2 separate regions of the Homo sapiens genome follow, and region 1 is linked to region 2. Evidence: chromatin loops called from intact Hi-C (ENCODE). Cell type or tissue: breast epithelium. All regions are shown on one strand. Each heading gives the region's core, and the rest is flanking DNA. Links, peaks and the distances in the headings are about the cores only.

Region 1 (9,902 bases), core at 1,306-9,305, 58 kb before region 2:
TAGGCAAGTCCCCCACCGTGAGCACCACCACACCATCACAATCTGCACTAATCCACCTGGCCATGGACACCTCCTTCTCGCCTTAACCTAGTCCCACCAGCAGCATTCCCAGCAGGTGTGGCCACCCCAGCTCTGGGCCTCTCTGGGAGCAGGGGCCCAAGCTCTCAGCCCAAGCTCCCGCCCCACATGGAACACTCTGACGCAAGGGCCTTTTGTCTGGGCGGTGAAAGAGCCTCCAGCTGACGCATGAAGTCATAAATGTTTCAGAGACCTGGGCTCCACCGCTGCCCCTCCCTAAGGGCACCAAAGCCACCTGTGCTGAGCCTGCAGCCTCAGATGGCCTCTGCATTTAATGGTGCCTGCTATCTGCAGCCACTTAGGGCCCATCATCTGGCGGCTGCTGTTTTGCTCAGCTGCAGACCCAGGAGGCTTCCCACAGGGCTCGGGTGCCCACTGCAGCCTGGACACCGGCACATCAGGCAAAGAGACCCACGTGAGCCTCACTGCCCTGGCATCTGCCCTAGGCTCACCCTCGCCCTCTTCCCTCCTAGGAGGTGAACAAAGTAGCTGTGGCCCGGGCGCCACAAGAGTCACCACTGGTCACCACCAGGAGACTCGAGGACAGCAGAGTGGTCCCTGAGACCCTGACTACCCCCAACGCTTCTTGACGGACCCTGGACACATCCAGTGTCCCCAGCACAGCCCCATGGTGAGCCCTCAGTGAGGAAAGCCTGTTTCGAAAGAAAGACAAAAAACCACTCCACACTGGGTGATGTGTGGAGAGACCACTGGGCCAGCGGTAGGAGGCTGGGGCCAGCCACAGCCCTTCCCCAAGCAGCAGGTTGGCCCGGCTGCCCGCTTACCTCCCTCCCAAGGGCCCTGCAGTGCCCCGTTCCTGGCATCAGGCCTATTTTGCGGATTTGGTGAAGGAGGATGTCCGTTCCGGGAGGCAGGGCTCTCCCAGGCTCCCATCTGTGGAGGGCGAGTGGTGAGCGCATGCGGCTGTCTGCCCAGCTGGTGCCACTGAGCAATGGCCACCCTGGCCAGCGGGCCCCATGGCCCTACCTGTGCAGAGCAATGCCTCCCCCAGCTGTCGGGGGCTTCAACCTGCAGGCTGCCATCTCCAGGACCTGCCCTGGCTCTCAATGGGATGGAGGAAGGCTCTTGGCTGGCAGCCCCGCGCCAGGCCAGGCCAACTGAGGCCCAGTCCCTCCAGAGTTCCCTGAGGATGATGCCGGCCGCACACCCTCGCTCTACAAGCCACATGACACGGCTGAGCGTCTGTGCCATGCTGAGCGCTGTCCCACGGCAGGGGACTCAACGACGGACCAGGACGGGAAACGGCCTTGCCCCTTGGATTTCCCAGCACAGACCCTTTCCTTTCCCAACCCGCTCACCTGGGAGGGCCCAGCCCCTCACATCTCCAAACACCAGCTCTCCTGCCTCCTGCTGGACGGGACTCCAGGCAGGACTCACTGCACCATGGGCCTCAGGTCGAATGGAAGCCCTGGAGGTCCCCAACCCTCCCTGAGTCCCCAGCAAGCCCCCAACCACTATTTTCTTCCATTTATTATACAAATATAGGAACAGCAATAAATGACATCAGAATTAATGGAGCCCCCTCCCTGCCAGCCCCACCCCTTCTCTTGCCTGCTCTCCTTGGCCCGTCCTGGCCTCTCCTCAGCCACAGGCAGCAGCTCCTGCAGCTTCCAGCACAGGGGAGTTAATCCCATGGACTTGAGATGGGTGGGACCCTGTGTGCCACTCTGCCCAGAAGGCGCTCCCCACTCAGGGACATGATCTGGAGGGACATGGGACAGTCTCCTCCAATGACAGAGGCCTTCATATGCAGGCTTCTCCCAGCCACGCCCACCCCATCACCATGAGCCCCTCTGCTCATGCCCATCTCGGTGCTGGGGTGATGGGGGGCCCTGGAGTATCAAGAAGGGCCCCAGAGCTGCAACTTGGCTCAGAGCCATGGAGTCACCCCCATGCCTCTGAGGACAGAATCACATCTGCCTCCACCCACAGCATGGTTGCACTTTTTCCTCAAACAAGCTGGAGTGGCAGGGCTGGGCAGCTCTACTGGGTACCCCTAGACAGGGAAGGAGCCTGACAATGGGCAGGGGCTGACTGAGGTCATAGCAGGCAGGGAGCTCAAGTCCCTGGCCAGCTCCCTATCCCACAGACCTACTCACATCTCACGCAGCCAGTGACTCAGAAAGCCCCGCATGACACCCCTCCCAGACGCTCTGCCTTGCTTTTTTCAGTGACAGAGACCAGGACTCCAGCCCACAAAGTAGCCCAGGCCACGACCCTCCTTCTCTGGGTAAAGGTGCTTCACCCTGAGATGAAGGGACCAGCCTCAGCCTCTCCAGTTCTTTCCAGCTCTGCCCTGTGAGGGACATGCACACATGCATACACACACACACCCATAGGTGCACACACACCCAGACACAAACACACACACCTATACAGACATAGGTACACACACACCCACAAACACACACAGACATGCACGTATACACACAAAGGTGCACACACACCCACACATAAAACACACACCTATACACATGTGCACATACACTTATACACATGGGTGCACACACACCCATATATACATGAACACACACACCTACACACATGTGCACACATAGACATGCACATATACACACAAAGGTGCACACACACCCATACATAAAACACACACACCTATACGCATGTGCACATACACTTATACACATAGGTGCACACACACCCATATATACATGAACACACACACCTACACACATGTGCACACATACATACCTATACACACACAACCATACATACACCTATACACATGTGCACACACACTTATACACATAGGTGCACACACACCCATATATATGAACACACACCTACACACGCGCACACATACACGCCTATACACACATAGGTGCACGCATACACACACCTATACACATGTGCACACACACCCATACATAAACACACACACCTATACACACATAGGTGCACACGCACCCATACACGTGCACACACACCTATATACACATGCACACACCCAATCACATGCACACACCCATACACAAGTACACACACGCCCATGCACACATACACACGCCCATGCACACATACACACACCTATACACACATGCACACCCATACACATGTGCACACCCATGCACACACCCATACACATGTGTACACACATCCGTGCATACGTGCACACACCCATATACACAGGTGCACACGCACCCATACACACGTGCACACACACACATACACATGTGCCTGTGAGGCTGTGATACTGCCATGCTTAGGACCCAGAGCTGGGCCATCAGCATCCTCCAAGTCCTGGGGACCTGGTGGTGTGTGGGGCGAGATGGATCTCGCAGGTCCCCTGGGTCTCTTGACACTTTAGTGCCGTGGAGTGTCAGAGGCTGTGGCGTTGCTGAGCGTGAAGGACACTTGGGTCAGGGTTGGGGGTGCAGCCAAGAGCAGATGGGGAGAGGGAGGAGGGCGGGAGAAGCAAGCAGCATTTGGGGTACAGCCCTGCTGATCCCCACTTGCAGAGCAACACAGAGGTGGGGTCTGAAAAGTTGGGGACCCTGAAGCCACACCAGTTGGAGGTTCAGAGTCCTAGGTCCCCGAGTCTGGCTGCAGGATGATTGCAGCCGAGTCAGCCCTTGTTCCCCAGCCGTTGGGAGATATCGATGAGATGAGTTGATACAGGGTGGTGAGGGCGGGTAGAACTCTGCTGTGGAGGGAGGAGGGCCATCCCAGCAAATGTGCTGGAACCCGCGGGCAGAAAGGGAGCCTCCACCGACACCTCCCAGCTGGTCAGACATTAACTCAAAAGGAATATCCACCTCAGTGTGAAACCTGACACTACAAAATTTCTGGAAGAAAACAGAAAATCTGTGCCCTTGGTTTAGGGAAAGATTTCTGAGAGCACCAAAAAACACAATCCATAAGGGAACAAGTTGATAAACTGGACTTCATCAAAGTCAAAACGTTTGCTCTCTAAAAGGGCACTATTAAGAGAATGGGAGGCTGAGGTGGGAGGATTGATCGAGACCAGGGTTTTGAGACCAGTCTGGGCAATGAGAAATAAAAATAAAATTCTAAGCACCCCCCCCCCCACCTAACTGAGTGGATCCCCACTTGGCCGAGGGAACCCCAGAGAAACCCTGGAAGCTGAGTTCAGGGCCATGATGGATGTGCGGTTGGATACGTATCATCACACCCCCTCCCTTGATAACTGTCATTGGGTTTTCTTCCCAAAGGGCTGAACAGAAACCAGCCTTTTCATAAGACGCCGGCTTGTCTTCCTTCCCAGGCACAGAACAAAGGCGAGACGAGATAACGAGATGTTCTTCCGCCTCCCTGGGATATACGCTTCCATGCTCCCTCTTTCCTCCAATATACGTCTTCTGTAAAATGTAGATTTACTGGGCTCTAACTAAAGTCTCGCAAGTATATAATCATTTGTCTCACTTGATGCCCCTCCCCTTTTCAAGAAAACATATAAATATGAATGAAACCTCCTACGCACCTCTTTGGAAAAAGCAGCCACAGATGCTTCTGTGACTGGAGTTTTTCCTGGGCGTGCCCTCACGTTGGCTCAATAAACCTCGATGATTTGAGGAGTATGCTTCAAGTCCTCATTTTGATTGTCAGCGACATAGCCAGACCCCAGCTCTACAAAAAATTTAACAATCAGCCGGGCGTGGTGACATGCGCCTGTGGTCCCAGCTACTTAGGAGGCTGAGACGGGAGGATGGCTTGAGCCCAGGAGTTGGAACTGCAGTGAGCCGTCATAGCACCAAGCACTTCAACCTGGGCGACAGAGTGAGACCGCAGCTCTAAAAACAAGTTGTTTAAAAGGGCCGGGCGTGGTGGCTCATGCCTGTAATCCCAGCACTTTGGGAGGCTGAGGCGGGCGGATCACGAGGTCAGGAGATGGAGACCACGGTGAAACCCTGTCTCTATAAAAATACAAAAAATCAGCTGGATACAGTGGCGGGCGCCTGTAGTCCCAGCTACTCGGGAGGCTGAGGCAGGAGAATGGCATGAACCCGGAAGGCGGAGCTTGCAGTGAGCCGAGATCGCGCCACTGCACTCCAGCCTGGGTGACAGAGCGAGACTCCGTCTCAAAAAAAGAAAAAAAAAATTGTTTAAAAGAACTGAAGGACTAGCAAGGGATAAGGGAAGGCTTCACAGAGCAGGTATCTGATAGAGGACTTGGTCCAGAATATAGAAACATGTAACATCTCGGCCGGGAGCCGTAGCTCATGCCTGTAATCCCAGCACTTTGGGAGGCCGAGGCAGGTGGATCACGAGGTCAGGAGTTAGAGACCAGCCTGGCCAACGTGGTGAAACCCTGTCTCTACTAAAATACAAATATTAGCCAGTCATGGTGGCGGGCATCTGTAGTCCCAACTACTTGGGAGGCTGAGGCAGGAGAATCACTTGAACCCGGGAGGCAGAGGTTGCAGTGAGCCAAGCAAGATCACGCCACCACACTACAACCTGGGAGACGGAGAGTGAGATTCTCTCTCAAAATAAAGAAAAAAAAAAAAACTCTTGAATTCAATGAAAAACCACCCACGTTTTCTTAACAGACAATTTGACAGACACTTTACCAAAGAAGATATGTGGACAACAACTAAGCAGCTGAAAAGATGACCCCACACAGTGAGTCACCAGGAATGCCAGGGAGGGCCCCGACACACCTGTTAGATTGGCTAAAATTAAAGACCGACCACACCAAGTGTTGACAAGGAGACAGAGGAACTAGAGCTGTCGCACGGAGCTGCTGGACTGCAAAAGGGGATTGCTGCTTTAGAAAACGGTTTGTCAGTGTCCTAGAAAGTGAAGCCCTCACCCACCCCATGACACAGCCGTTCCACTTCCCAGCGGGCTGCAGAGCAGTTCAACCACTTGCTTGCACAAGAGAAGCAAAAGCATTTGCTCGCACAGAGACTCCAGCTATTCCTAGCAGTATCATTTGTGAGAGCCCAAATGGGATACAGCCGCCCACATGTCCATCAACAGGTGCATGGATCGGCAAAGTAGGCTCTACCCAAACAACAGGCCGACACACACAACAGACACACAGCTCAAAATCATGACGCTGAATAAAAGAAGCCAGACGAAACCAGCGTTGGCTGCCAGAGTCCATCCAAATAAAATTCCACAAGGCACAAGCCCATCCATCGTGCCTGATGGTAGGGCAGCAGTGGCCTGGTCGTGGGGACAGGGGGACGCTGTGAGGGTGATGGGTGTGCCCACTCTGCTGATGCTGGCTTCACAGGGCCTCCAAATGTCAGGACTCATGGAACTGTCTGCTTTAAACTGGGGCAGTTTACCGTATGCCAAGCACGCCTCCGTAAAGCTACTTAGAAAAAAAAAGTGCATGCCTGTAATCCCAGCACTTTGGGAGGCTGAGGCAGGCAGATCGCTTGAGCTCAGGAGCTTGAGACTAGACTGGGCAATATAGCAAGACCCCATCTCTACAAAAAATACAAAAATTAGCCAGGCGTGGTGGTGTGCATCTGTAGTCCCAGCTACTCAGGAGGCTGAGGCGGGAGGATCTCTTGAGCCAGGGAGGTCGAGGCTGCAGTGAACCAAGATCACACCACTGCACTCTTAGCCTAAGTGACAGAGGGAGACCCTGTCTCGAAAAATAAAAAATAAACTTCTGGGAATGGGCCTGTGGCCTGTGAAAGGTTGGGAGCCCAGGAGAGACAGTGCATTTTCCGGGCACAGTCTAAGCACGTGGCTAACAGCCCTTTAAGAAGCTGCTGTTATCCCTATTTTACAGATGGGGTAAAGGAAATGCAGAGGCACATGGCCTGCACCCACAGGGCCACTGGGCAGGTCCCCACGCTGGGCCAGCCCATCAGCCTCCCTGCCCTGTCCCTAACCAGGTGGAAGGCAGTGCCTGGACTCGGAGGTCACAGCAGCCCCAGTGCGGGTGGCCCATGCCATCCAGCAGTGCCCAGCTCCTACCCTGCCCCACACCTTGAATCCACCTGGCCTGGGTCTGCAGGGAAGGGATCAGGGGAGCAAAGGGGTCCCCACAGCCCCCATTGCAAGACGCACGCCTGCTGGCTGTGTGCACTGGGCCCGTGTGCCCAGGCATTGACGTGGGGGGCAGGTGTCTCTCACCTCACCTGGGCCAGGCCCGGTGGGCAGCAGCCTGTCCAGCACAAGAGCACCCCAACGCCTTTGCCAAACCCCAGCTCCCAGCCTTCCCCAGCCTGCACCCTGACGTGATCTCAATGGTCCCATGTGACTCGGATTGTGGTTCTCAGCAGAGATACAAAACCACTTCCTGAGGCTGTATCTGTCTCCTGGTGGCTTCTCAGCTGAGCCCCCGGCCACACCATATCCTCTGCAGAAGCCTATATCAAGCCAGGGGACCAGGGCCCCACACCATCCCTGGCTGCTCCAGGGAAGAGGGAGCAGCCTCCTCCGTGAGGACCAAAAGGGTAGAGGCCGACACCGTTGAAGCCAGTCCTGCCCTCCTCCTGGGCCCCTGCCTCCCTGCCGGACACCAAGGTGCCACGAAGGGCGCTCATGGCTCAGCCCACCCCATGGAGCCCTGTGCAATGGGGAGATAAACCCAGACCCCCTCACAGCCCACTTCCACCCCTGCAGAGGCACCCTGGCCCTCACCCCAGGGAGGCCCAGGCCCTCGGACCTGCTGACCAACCCTGCCCGGCTCTCCAGCCACAGCTTGCTCCTCCGACCTCCAGGTCACCTCCTGCCCCTGCCTGGAGTGCCCCCATCTGTCGGGCTTCCCCTGGAAGGCACTCCCTCAGGCTCCCACAGCCCCCTGCAGCCCAGCTGCCCACAAACCCACCCCAAAGCCCCTAGACTGTGGCCAGGTCATGCTCACTGCTGCAACCCAGGGCTGGCCCTCAGAGCAGGAGGCCAGGTGTTCTGGGAGCGGGCAGAGGAGACCACAGAGGAAGAGCGCAGGGGCCAGGCCCTCGCTCTCTATAAACTAAAACTATTATGATCCCTGTTTCCAGATAGGATGACTGAGGCCAAGGGAGGCTAAGGAACATGGAGCTCAGCCCTGTTCTCATGAGGACAGGAAGGCCCTCTCCCTCTGCCCACCTGGCAGGAGGCCCCCTGGACAAGGCTGGCCAGCATATCTGAAGCCTGGCCCCAGGCAGCAGCCTGGCAGCAAGCTCTCCTGAGGACTTCTGGCCTGCTGATGGCTGTGCCCCCGGGCAAGGCTGGCACCACACAGAAGCCCCCGAGCCTGGGCAGATGTCAGTGATAGCATCTTGAACCCCACTCCACGACAGGCCAGCAAGGGTCAGAAGGCTGTGGCTGCCACAGCCAGCAACAGGGGCCAGCCCCTTGCCCCTCTAAGAACCACAGCCCCAGGCCCAGGAGGGGACCCCCAGCACTGTGTTCCCTCAAAACTCACTCTCTTCTGGGAGCCCCCCTCCTCCTGCAAAGTAGGGGACAAACCCCAGCCTGGGGAGGGGAAGTCCCAGCCAGGACTTCTCCCCCCAGCAAGCACCCATCAGGCGGGGCTCAGCCATGTGTCACCTCCCCTTTGGAGATCGCTTCTCCACTCTGGGCCTCAGTTTCCCCAGCTACAAAATGGGGCAGCTGGGCCACAGCCTGCCTGCATCTCCTCCCCCAACAACGAAGGTCACTGTTCCAGCTTCCTCAGCGACACTCCCTAGGCAAAGCCTCAGGAAAACTCAAAAACGTCCCTGAGCCCCCTGGGTGGATGGGCAGGTCCCGGCTAGGACAGGAAGAAGCAATGCCCCCATAGCCAGCCCGAGAACACTCATGCAGGCCCTGAAGGGCGGGCCCCTGGGAGTCGACCTGAGCCGTCACCAAGCTCCCCAAGGAAAGGACAGGGCAGGTCATGAGCCCGGCAGGTGCAGCCAGGAACCAACCACATCTAGACCCGCCTGGCAGCACACAGCTCCTGCCTGCCAGCCAGGCTCCAAATGGCCTTCCAGGAGGCATGGCTGGAGCCCACCAAGGCCCAAGGGGAGCCGTGGATCTGTACCATTCATTGTTCCCAGCCTGCCCGGAACACAGGCTCTACCCAGAGGGACACCAGACAAGGCCACTCCTCCGTAAACCTTCTCCCAGGAAGCTCTGGGAAGCATGCTGGTGGGAGGCAGAGCTCGGCGCCCACCCCTCCCCTCTCCAATTCCACCCCCAAGCAGGCACTGGTACAAGGCACCTAGCGTGAGCAAGGTGTGAGAGGGGCCAGCACGGGGCAGGGGCCGGACAGGGAGCTCTGCTACGCACAAGCTGTGTGACCCTGGGCAAGTGTCCACCCTCTCAGGCCTCTACCCAACCAAGACAAGTGACGAGCTCAGAGGAGTCTCAGCCCTGGTGGGGGCCGTGGTTCCTCCTGACTCAGATCCTGGCTGGCTGGACCTTGGAGGATCACCTAAGGCCACCTGGCTGCAGGAGGCAGTCCGCTGTGGGGACAGTGCACTGCCCAAGAGCTTCCAGCTGCAGCCAGGGCCTCAGGGCCTCACACCTGGACTGGAGGCCAGCCTGGCAGGCCTTGGAGAAGGGGTCACGGTGCCAGCTTGAGCCCAGGAGGTCGCACTGCAGTGAGTGATGACTGTGCCACTGCACTCTAACCTAGGCGACAGAGTGAGACCCTGCTTCAAAAAAAAATAAAAAATAAAAAAACTTCTGGGAAGGGGCCTGTGGCCCATGGAAGGTTAGGAGCTCTGGAGGGACTGCATTTTCTCGGTGCGGTCTAAGCATGTGGCTAACAGCCCCTGAAGGAGCGGCCGTTACCCATTTTACAGATGGGGGAAAGGAAACAAGAGCCCATGGCCTGCACCCACGGGGGCGGCCGGGGCAGCTCCCTGCACTGGACCAGCCCATCAGTG
Region 2 (9,902 bases), core at 317-8,316:
CTTCTGCCTCGCTCACTGGCCCAGGCAGAGCTGGCTGGGTGCCGGCTGTCCCCAAAGCCCAAGGGGGTTGTGACACCCTCAGCATTTGCTCACGACTGGCCCCTCTGTGCCCGCCCCAATGCAGGGGGCAGGCTGGGGTGCAGGAGAGCGAGAGGGTCTGCGTGACCTGGCCCTGGGGATGGATCCCCATGCTCCCTGCTCTCTCCTTCCTTGGACCCCCTCCTCCTGTCTCTCGCTCACTCTCTTGTCCCCCTTCCCTCGGGTGCCCATGGCCGCCAAGTCCTGTGACCTGGAGGAGGTGATGGTGGACGCCCTGGTCAGCAACAAGCCCGAGTTTGTGCGCCTCTTTGTGGACAACGGCGCAGACGTGGCCGACTTCCTGACGTATGGGCGGCTGCAGGAGCTCTACCGCTCCGTGTCACGCAAGAGCCTGCTCTTCGACCTGCTGCAGCGGAAGCAGGAGGAGGCCCGGCTGACGCTGGCCGGCCTGGGCACCCAGCAGGCCCGGGAGCCACCCGCGGGGCCACCGGCCTTCTCCCTGCACGAGGTCTCCCGCGTACTCAAGGACTTCCTGCAGGACGCCTGCCGAGGCTTCTACCAGGACGGCCGGCCAGGGGACCGCAGGAGGGCGGTGAGCGGGGGCTCCGTGGGGATGGAGGGCGAGGCTGGGGCCGCAGCAGGAGGCCGACGCCCGTGTCCTCCAGGAGAAGGGCCCGGCCAAGCGGCCCACGGGCCAGAAGTGGCTGCTGGACCTGAACCAGAAGAGCGAGAACCCCTGGCGGGACCTGTTCCTGTGGGCCGTGCTGCAGAACCGCCACGAGATGGCCACCTACTTCTGGGCCATGGTGAGCCCAGGCCGCGGGCCCAGCGCGGGGGCAGGGGAGGGGCGGCCTCCTGAGACCAGGTCTCGTAGGGCCAGGAAGGTGTGGCAGCCGCACTGGCCGCCTGCAAAATCCTCAAAGAGATGTCGCACCTGGAGACGGAGGCCGAGGCGGCCCGAGCCACGCGCGAGGCGAAATACGAGCGGCTGGCCCTTGGTGAGTGACCGGCGGCTGGGGCCGGGCCCGCGCGCGGGGGAGGATGTGACGGAGGGGTCGGACGAAGGGTCCTGGGCCTCGCCAGGGCTGCCTGTTACCGCCGTGGGGCTCCAGGTGCCCTCAGGGGCCTCCTCCATAGGAGAGGACAGACGGCTCTGCCTGGGGTGGAGGCGGCCCCAGACCCTGAGTGTGGGACCGCTGTGCACGTGGTGAGGACGATACAGCCTCACACCCCGGGCATACACTGGGCCCTGCCGCAGGACGAGGGACATTTAGCGTGGCAGAGGTTCCCTTTGTCCTGCTGGGGGAGGGACAGAGCCGGAGAAGGACGGAGGTTCAGGAAGGGCCCGGAGCAGGCCGGAGGGGGCAGAAGGCCTGGCTGGGCCCTGCGTGTTGAACGCAGGGTGCGGCTGCAGAGCCCAGGTCTGGGCAGGGGATGGAGGAGGGGCGTCGGGGGCCGGGCCGGGCATCGGCGTCTCGTCCTAGCGGCCAGGGCCTCCGGGGGCAGACCTCTTCTCCGAGTGCTACAGCAACAGTGAGGCCCGCGCCTTCGCCCTGCTGGTGCGCCGGAACCGCTGCTGGAGCAAGACCACCTGCCTGCACCTGGCCACCGAGGCTGACGCCAAGGCCTTCTTTGCCCACGACGGCGTTCAGGTGAGTGCCAGCTGTCCTCGAGGAGAGCTGCCAGGGGGTGGGGTGGGCGGGCGAGCTGGGCCCAGCTTGAGTTGACTTCCCAGCCTGCAGCTGCCCTGTCACTCCCGTCCTCAGCACAGAGGGGGCGGGGTGGGGCTTCTGTTCCTGGAAGGCGCCCACCTGGCTTCCTCCACCAGGCACACTCCTCCTGCCTCTGGCCTCAGTGGAAGTGGCACTTCCTCCTCTCAGTCCTCCCCAACCCCCAAGCCCAATCTTTTCCCTAGTGAAGGGTACAGCAGCTCAACCCACACCCCTGGGATGAGTGGCCCAAGGAGCACATGCCCACCAGGACGGGGGCTCCGGGAGGGAGGGCTGGGCTGGGCACCCCTTCAGCTCACGTGGGCCAGGCACCTGGGGGAAGGGCATTCCTGGGGCAGGGCGCAGCCTGGGCAAAGGTGCAGAGTTGGAGCCGACAGTTTTGCCTTCACCTCAGGCCTTCCTGACCAGGATCTGGTGGGGGGACATGGCCGCAGGCACGCCCATCCTGCGGCTGCTAGGAGCCTTCCTCTGCCCCGCCCTCGTCTATACCAACCTCATCACCTTCAGGTGGGTGAGGCCTGTGAGCTGCCCGGCCAGGACAGGCAGCAGTGCGAGTGCCGGAGCTACGGGGAGGGCCTGGGCCTCGCAGGTGCTGGTGGTAGCCTGACTCTGTAGCCCCCAAGTCCAGCCTCCCTGCGGGTCCCACTCCCCACAGCCCCTGCATCCCAGTGGGCACTTTGATGGCCAAGCGCCTGGAGCCAGGCAGGCGCCTCTGGGAGCCCTTCCTGCGGGCCCTGAGCTCTCCTGTGCTCGCAGTGAGGAAGCTCCCCTGAGGACAGGCCTGGAGGACCTGCAGGACCTGGACAGCCTGGACACGGAGAAGAGCCCGCTGTATGGCCTGCAGAGCCGGTGCGAGGCACAGGGCCAGGCAGGGTGGAGGGGACTGGCGGGTGGTGGCTGGGAGGCTGGACTCTGGTGGGGCACCCGGCTGGGCGCCAGCCTCACCACTGCGAACTTCTCTGCGGCACAGGGTGGAGGAGCTGGTGGAGGCGCCGAGGGCTCAGGGTGACCGAGGCCCACGTGCTGTCTTCCTGCTCACACGCTGGCGGAAATTCTGGGGCGCTCCCGTGACTGTGTTCCTGGGGAACGTGGTCATGTACTTCGCCTTCCTCTTCCTGTTCACCTACGTCCTGCTGGTGGACTTCAGGCCGCCCCCCCAGGGCCCCTCAGGGCCCGAGGTCACCCTCTACTTCTGGGTCTTTACGCTGGTGCTGGAGGAAATCCGGCAGGTCGGTGGCCACACTAGCCTAGGTCCCCTCCACTCTGCAGCTTCAGGTTGGGCAACCTAAGCTGGGTCCTGCCCTCGCAGGGTGGGGCTCCCCAACTGTAAAACAAGAACAGCATGGGGGCCTCCCATCTTCCCAGTCACCAGCGGCCATGATCCTGGTCAAAGACCGAGCCCTGAGCCCTGCTCCAGACTGAGCATGACCATGGTCTCCCTCGTCAGAGTCTGAACCCTGACCTGTATCACGGACTGAGTCCAGACACTGCATAAACTGATCCCTAGACCCTGGGCACAAAGAGGCCCTGGCCCCAAGTGGAGACTGACCTCACCTTCTGTCCCCAGACAGCCCTGGAATAGCTTCAGTGGACCCCTAGTCCCACTGGTAGCCTCGGCCCTGGTCATAGATGGAACCCTGATCCTTACAGATCCAAGCTTGTCCAGGTAGGGCTGTCCCCAGCGAGGGCGGCTGGACAGCTGTCAGTGGACTGCCCACCTCCCTCCCAGGGCTTCTTCACAGACGAGGACACACACCTGGTGAAGAAGTTCACACTGTATGTGGGGGACAACTGGAACAAGTGTGACATGGTGGCCATCTTCCTGTTCATCGTGGGTGTCACCTGCAGGTCTGTGGGGCCCAGAGGCCGTGTGGCCTCAGGGCGGCTTGTGGGCAGGCTTCCAGATGAAGCCACTCAGGTTGGGTGTGGCGGTGGCACTTGTGGTCCCAGCTACTCAGGAGGCTGAGGTGGGTGGGTCACTTGAGCCAGGGAAGTTGAGGCAGCAGCAAGCCGTGATCATGCCACTGCACTCCAGCCTGAGTGACAGAGCAAGACCCTGTCTCTTAAAAATAAATAAACAAAAGATGAAGCCACTCAGGGCCCAAGGAGTCCTGGCCTGGCCCTGGCCCTGCCCGCAGCCAGCATGCTGTGTGCCCCTGGGGAAGCCTCTGCCCCTCTCTGGGCCCCGCAGCCGCATCAGCCTCCCATCCTCCAGGATGCTGCCGTCGGCGTTTGAGGCTGGCCGCACAGTCCTCGCCATGGACTTCATGGTGTTCACGCTGCGGCTGATCCATATCTTTGCCATACACAAGCAGCTGGGCCCCAAGATCATCGTGGTAGAGCGCATGGTGAGCCCCCGGGGGCCCTGGCCCTGGCCCTGGAGGGACAGCAATCCCCTGCCTGGGCCCCACCCGGCTGGCCGCTGACGTCCCTCTCTCTGCCCCTGCCCCGTGGAGATGAAGGACGTCTTCTTCTTCCTCTTCTTTCTGAGCGTGTGGCTCGTGGCCTACGGTGTCACCACCCAGGCGCTGCTGCACCCCCATGACGGCCGCCTGGAGTGGATCTTCCGCCGGGTGCTCTACCGGCCCTACCTGCAGATCTTCGGCCAGATCCCACTGGACGAGATTGATGGTTTGCACACAGCCAGCGGGGGCAGGGGCAGGGAGAAATTGGAGCCCTGTGTGCACAAGCCCTGGGCATGAGGCTCTCCAGAGAGGTCTGTTGGGGCCATGGAGACCCCAGCCTGGAGCAGAGATGGGAGAAGTGGCTGAGGCCTGGTCCCCAGGCCCCCCACACCCCAAAGGGCCAGGCCTGGTTCCTGAGGTAGAGGCAGCTCCAGTCACGGAGCCCCGACCTGGGACCTGGGGCCTTGGGCTGGGAAGGAGACACAAGGAGACCCCAAGGCAGCCAGGGCTGCCTCCTGCTTGGGGAGGCCAAGCAGCAAGTCTTGCTCTGGGGGTGGTCTATCGGTGGGGAAGGGATAGGCAGGCACTAAGGGCACAGAGTGGGCCCAAAGGCTGTCCCAGCCATCATCCGGGGTCTGGGCCCTCCAGCTCTCCTCACAGCCCCTGGCCTCTGCCCTCCCACAGGGCCCTGCTTGGCCTAGGGCACCCACCAGAGCCCCTACGCCGTCCTGCTGGCAAGGCCCCTTCGCCATTTGGCCGCTCCTAAAGGCACCCTGGCTGCTCCTGGGGACCCACCCCAATGTGTGTGTGTGGCCTGCCCATGCCTATGGGTGTCCCCAGGCCGACCCCTGTAGCTGGCTGGGGCTGGTGGAGGCTCTGGAAACTTTTTCATAAGCCAGTGCAGTGGGGAGGGGGCGGGGGTCAGAGCCGCTTGGCCATGGGGGCCTCTGTAGTGATGGGTTGGTGGGGAGCTCTGGGGTGGGGCAGGGACCTGTGCAGGCCCCTGGGATGGCTGGGACTCAGTGAGGAGCCCCAACCTGGAAAGGGACGCACCCCTCTGGGAAGGTGGACCAGCAGCCAGCCCGCCCCTGGGGCCCTCGAGGGGTGCCGCAGACTTGGAGACCCGGCAGAGAAGGTGCAGGGAAACTGCTCAGGCGGTGTCAGGCGGCTGGGGCTGCCCGGCACGGGGCAGTCATGGCACAACGTGCTGCCCAGGCCTGACCCCGACCTCTGTGGAGTGGCGCTCAGGACCCTCGATAAATATTTGTTGAGGGGATGACGGCCAGACCGGAGCAAACACAGGCCTCCGGGGACAGGCGGGGGCGACGCCGTGATGGAAACCGCCTCTCCCAGCGCGGCTCATTTCCTTGGGCTGTTTTCTCAGCCCCCGCAGCCCCTCCTGACATTTTGGTGTTTGCTCATCACAGGCATTCATTTTCCAGGCCATTAGTTTAACCAGACCCTGCCTGCCTGCGACCCCACCTCGCCCTCACCATACGGCCTCCAGCACTGCCCGTCCGCAGGGCCCCTCGGGGCAGGAGGAGCTCTAGACGGGCGCCTCCAGCCAGGGCAGGGTTGGGGGTCCCCTCTTTCTTGAGTGGCTGCATCTCTGGTGGGCCAGTCTCAGCGACTCGTATGAGGAGACAGGCCTGGCCATAGCCTCCTTCTCGACGGGAGAAGGCAGGGAAACAGACTCCCGAGGGGCCCCTGCTCCGAGTGCTGCCTCAGGGAGGTCTGCGGTGCTGCGGGGATCTCAGAGCCCCGTGCTGAAACGCCTGCAACAGGGCCAGCCCCGGCCGCCCACTGAGAGTCTCAGACTTGTCACTTCCCCTCCCTGAGCTGCAATTCCTTGGGCTCCGTTCAGCTGCCGAGCAAGTATCTGGGCCCTTCAGGTTGAACCCCAGCCACTCACTGTGACCCAGCCCCTCATGCTGCTAGGCAGGGAGTTATTCACTAACACATGCTGGGCTGAGAGGGAGACTGAGGCTCAGACAGTTCCTGTACAGCCTGCAGGTCTCCTCAGAGCCCAGAACAGACCCCTGCCCCACTCTGCACTCGTGCCGAGCCGGAGCTGGGGTTGAGCTGTGGTGACGAGCTTGTTCTCTGGGTCTCCAGGCCCCAGGGACAATTTAATTTCCAGCCCGGCCTGGTGGCGCCTTCCCAAATCACAGAGTCGGGGAGGGTGTGGGGGTCTCATTCCTCAGAGCTGCCTTTATCAGACAGATTTACGGCTTCACAAACAGGCTCTCCAGGCTGGCCCCGGCCCGCTCCTCCAGAGTGCAGGGAGGAGAGGGGGTCATCAGTCTGCCCAGGAACAGATTCATGGGCTGGAGGTGGCCAGGGCGGACAGAGGAGGGGCAGGCCTAGGGTGGGAGCGTGGGGAGGGCTGGCGCTCACTGACTGCCAGTGCACACACAGACACTCAATAACTCACACACGGGCCAACGCGTCACACTAACTCACTCGGGAGAAACAAGGCAGGAATTCACCCTAGGAGGGAGAACGGACCCCTCCAGCTCAGGACCCAGGCACAGAGGCAGGAACCTGGGAACAAGGAGACCCCCCAGAACCCACCGCAGGGCAACCTGGAGCTGGCAGGCACTAAGATACACTTGAATGTGCCCGTGTGTGCCAGTGTGCTCACACGCAGACTCACACATGAGCATGTGTGCCAGGCACATCCAATCACATGTACAGGCTCACACAGACACACGCCAGCGTGCAGGCTGGGGAGGGAGGAGAGAGCGGAGCTCCCATTCGGATATGGAGGGGATATGTGGTCCTGGACGGCCAGGGCACACTCTGGCCTCTGGCTGGGACCCTGAGCACCCTGACGCCCACTGCGGCTCCTTCCTCCCTCCTCCCTCCTCCTGCCCCGCAGGCTGGGGTGGGGTGAGGGTCCAGGGTTGAGCCCTACAAGGGAGAAGCAGGTGTGAGGGTCTGGTTTTAAGGGACTGGAGTGAGATCTGCCACCCCTCCAGGGTGTCCCTGCCCAGGGCCGAGGGAGCTCAGCCTGCAAGCTCCCAGAGTGTGCCGCCTGAAGAATGTTCTTGACTTGAGTGGCCCAGTGCGGGATCGGTGCCCTCAGAGCTTGCAGCAAGCCCAGTCTGGAGCCTGCTGGCTCAATACATTTTGGAAAGGTGGCGGAATTACTTGCCAGCTTGGGGTTTAATCACAGGCATTAGTGCTGTAGAGGCTCTGAGAAGTCCTGGGCCCCATCTCCCTTTCCTCGGCAGCTCTCCCCAAACCTTCAACAGCAGAGGCTTTTTTCGGAGGAGGGGTGGAGGTTTTAACACATCCAACAACCAGGAGAAACCTGGGTCCCGTGACCCCTCTGTCCCCCACCTTCCATCCCTCCAGGGGTCTTGGCTCTACTTCCAGGGCCTGTGATCTTGGCTGACTCCAGCCCCTGGTGGAAGCTCAGCAGACATGGCAGAGGGGGCCCAGGGTGGGGCTCACCACCCGTCTGGTTCTGGTTTGCTGTGATGGGGCTTTCACTGCTAAAACCCAGGCCGCCCTGGGTGAACTGGGACAGTGGGTCACCCAACCAGCACCCCGTCCCCTGGGTTCAACACCAGGACTCAGCGCTCTATCTCGGGGCATTTGCCTAAGGCCGCCCTTGTGGCTGCCCCCGGTCTGGTCCCCACAGCACCCTTGCTTTCCAGAAGCCCGTGTGAACTGCTCCACCCACCCACTGCTGCTGGAGGACTCACCATCCTGCCCCAGCCTCTATGCCAACTGGCTGGTCATCCTCCTGCTGGTCACCTTCCTGTTGGTCACCAATGTGCTGCTCATGAACCTGCTCATCGCCATGTTCAGGTGACTCCACCCAACCCCTGGAGGAGAGAGCCCTGGAGCGGAGGGAGCAGAGGGTCATTCCCCAACACCGCCTCCTTTGCAACCCACCTGGTGTGCTGCAGAGGGTGAGGCTTGGTGCCTCAGGGCAGATAGAAGGTGGCATAGCCTGGACTGCAGGGCTTTGCCTGCCCAAGACCGGGAACTCTGTGGGCCACCCTCCCAGTCCCAGGAAGCAGGGCCTGGGTCTTTGGGGGACCGGTGCTGTGGCAAGAACTCTGGGCTTGTCCAGGAGAGCAGAGTGGACAGGGGAAGACCCAAGGAGAGTGGACCCCTCGTGACACACCCCAGAGGCAACGCAGAAGCAGTGCTGGGCCTCAGTTTCAAAAAGGGCTCCCCAACAGCAATCAGGGTGCAGGGGGATGCGTCCCCCAAGTGGTCGTGGGGAGCCGGTAGGTGACGGCTCAGCTGTGCCCCTGCAGCTACACGTTCCAGGTGGTGCAGGGCAACGCAGACATGTTCTGGAAGTTCCAGCGCTACAACCTGATTGTGGAGTACCACGAGCGCCCCGCCCTGGCCCCGCCCTTCATCCTGCTCAGCCACCTGAGCCTGACGCTCCGCCGGGTCTTCAAGAAGGAGGCTGAGCACAAGCGGGAGCACCTGGGTGAGGCCGAGCACAAGCGGGAGCACCTGGGTGAGGCCGAGGTGGCGGGTCCCAGGGCGGGGCTGTGCGCTGGAGGCAGGTCTGGAGAGACCTGGACCCCTCCTCAGCCCTGTGGGTCCTCAGCTGGGCTCTGTGCAGGCTGGCACAGCTGAGCCCGTCCACCCGCAGCTTGGCCGTCCTTGCACAGGGCCATGCTTGCCCTCCATCCCTGGCTGGGCCCCACTCACTCCTTCTGCCTGGCCCACCTCGCCCCGGGACCAGGCCTGGGCTCTGCCACTGACGCCCACATGCTCTAGTAATGCTGGCTGCCACCTGGCTTTCCCAGAGAGAGACCTGCCAGACCCCCTGGACCAGAAGGTCGTCACCTGGGAGACAGTCCAGAAGGAGAACTTCCTGAGCAAGATGGAGAAGCGGAGGAGGGACAGCGAGGGGGAGGTGCTGCGGAAAACCGCCCACAGGTGCGGGGGCCTGTCCTGATCACTGGTGGGTATCGGGCTGTCTTTAAGCGGGGATGTGCCATTGGCGCCAGTGACAGAGGATCTGAGCTGGCGAACTGAAGCTGAAGGGGTAGGGGCAGGGCTCTGGCCGAGCCCAGGGGCCTAGCTTTCCAGCCTGACCTGTGCAGGACCCTGCTGGGACGCCTGGCCAGGCAAAAAGGGAGCGTGCACAGTGACCGTGGCGCCCTCCCTGCTGTGGTCTCAGGGTTGGGACTACCCACCCCTGGCTTCCCTCCAGCCCTGGCTCCAGGGGCCTGTCCCCGACTGCCTGCCCTGCACCGTCTTTCTGGGTGGTGCGCCCAGGCAGGGATGGCACCCTAGCCCTACTGGGAAGGCATAGAGCGCTCTGTACTGCACCAGGTGCACTTTGAGGGGTCCTGGTGCCACCAGATCTGGGCATGAGGGAGGAAGGGAAAGGGCCAGGGCACCCCAAACTCGGGCACACAGGGAGGCCTGGGGGGATGGGGAGGCTCCCCACACGCAGAGCACCGCGTGGCCATCCACAGCCTGACCACCTGCTCCTGCCGCAGAGTGGACTTCATTGCCAAGTACCTCGGGGGTCTGAGAGAGCAAGAAAAGCGCATCAAGTGTCTGGAGTCACAGGCAAGCGAGCCCCAGAGCTCCTCTCCCTGATGGGAGGCGGGTGGCTGCGTGGGGCTACTGGGATGGGTCCACAGCCCTGCCCGGTCACTCACAGAGATGAGGCAGGCCAGAGCCAGGACAGGAGCACCCCAGTGGGCAGAGGAGCGTTCTGGGGAAGACAGGCCGTCCC

What was found. A loop is a pair of places that touch in the nucleus more often than their neighbours do. Peaks named below come from ENCODE experiments on the same cell type or tissue, not always from the same donor. Only the 100,000 strongest peaks of a DNase experiment are listed, where the experiment ranks them.
Region 1: it touches region 2 in a loop (14-fold over the local background); 2 of 110 quality-filtered maps call a loop at or near these places.

Annotation. Positions count from the first base shown.
Region 1 is chr11:2,464,948-2,474,849 of GRCh38, reverse strand. The region is part of intron 1 of KCNQ1 (potassium voltage-gated channel subfamily Q member 1); the gene reads right to left. Among named protein-coding and RNA genes, the nearest start is that of KCNQ1, 25 kb to the right of the region's middle. RefSeq lists an enhancer at 7,445-7,494. In breast epithelium, for the core only: no CTCF peak of the experiment used is centred there; no DNase peak of the experiment used is centred there.
Region 2 is chr11:2,405,850-2,415,751 of GRCh38, reverse strand. TRPM5 (transient receptor potential cation channel subfamily M member 5) reads left to right here. Exons shown (of 29, transcript NM_014555.4): 14 at 281-631; 15 at 705-845; 16 at 914-1,037; 17 at 1,546-1,691; 18 at 2,164-2,276; 19 at 2,526-2,618; 20 at 2,740-2,998; 21 at 3,499-3,617; 22 at 3,985-4,117; 23 at 4,226-4,400; 24 at 7,840-7,993; 25 at 8,452-8,633; 26 at 8,959-9,091; 27 at 9,661-9,733. Among named protein-coding and RNA genes, the nearest start is that of TSSC4, 10 kb to the right of the region's middle. RefSeq lists an enhancer at 1,144-1,644. In breast epithelium, for the core only: no CTCF peak of the experiment used is centred there; no DNase peak of the experiment used is centred there; H3K4me3 peaks cover 475 bases; H3K27ac peaks cover 664 bases.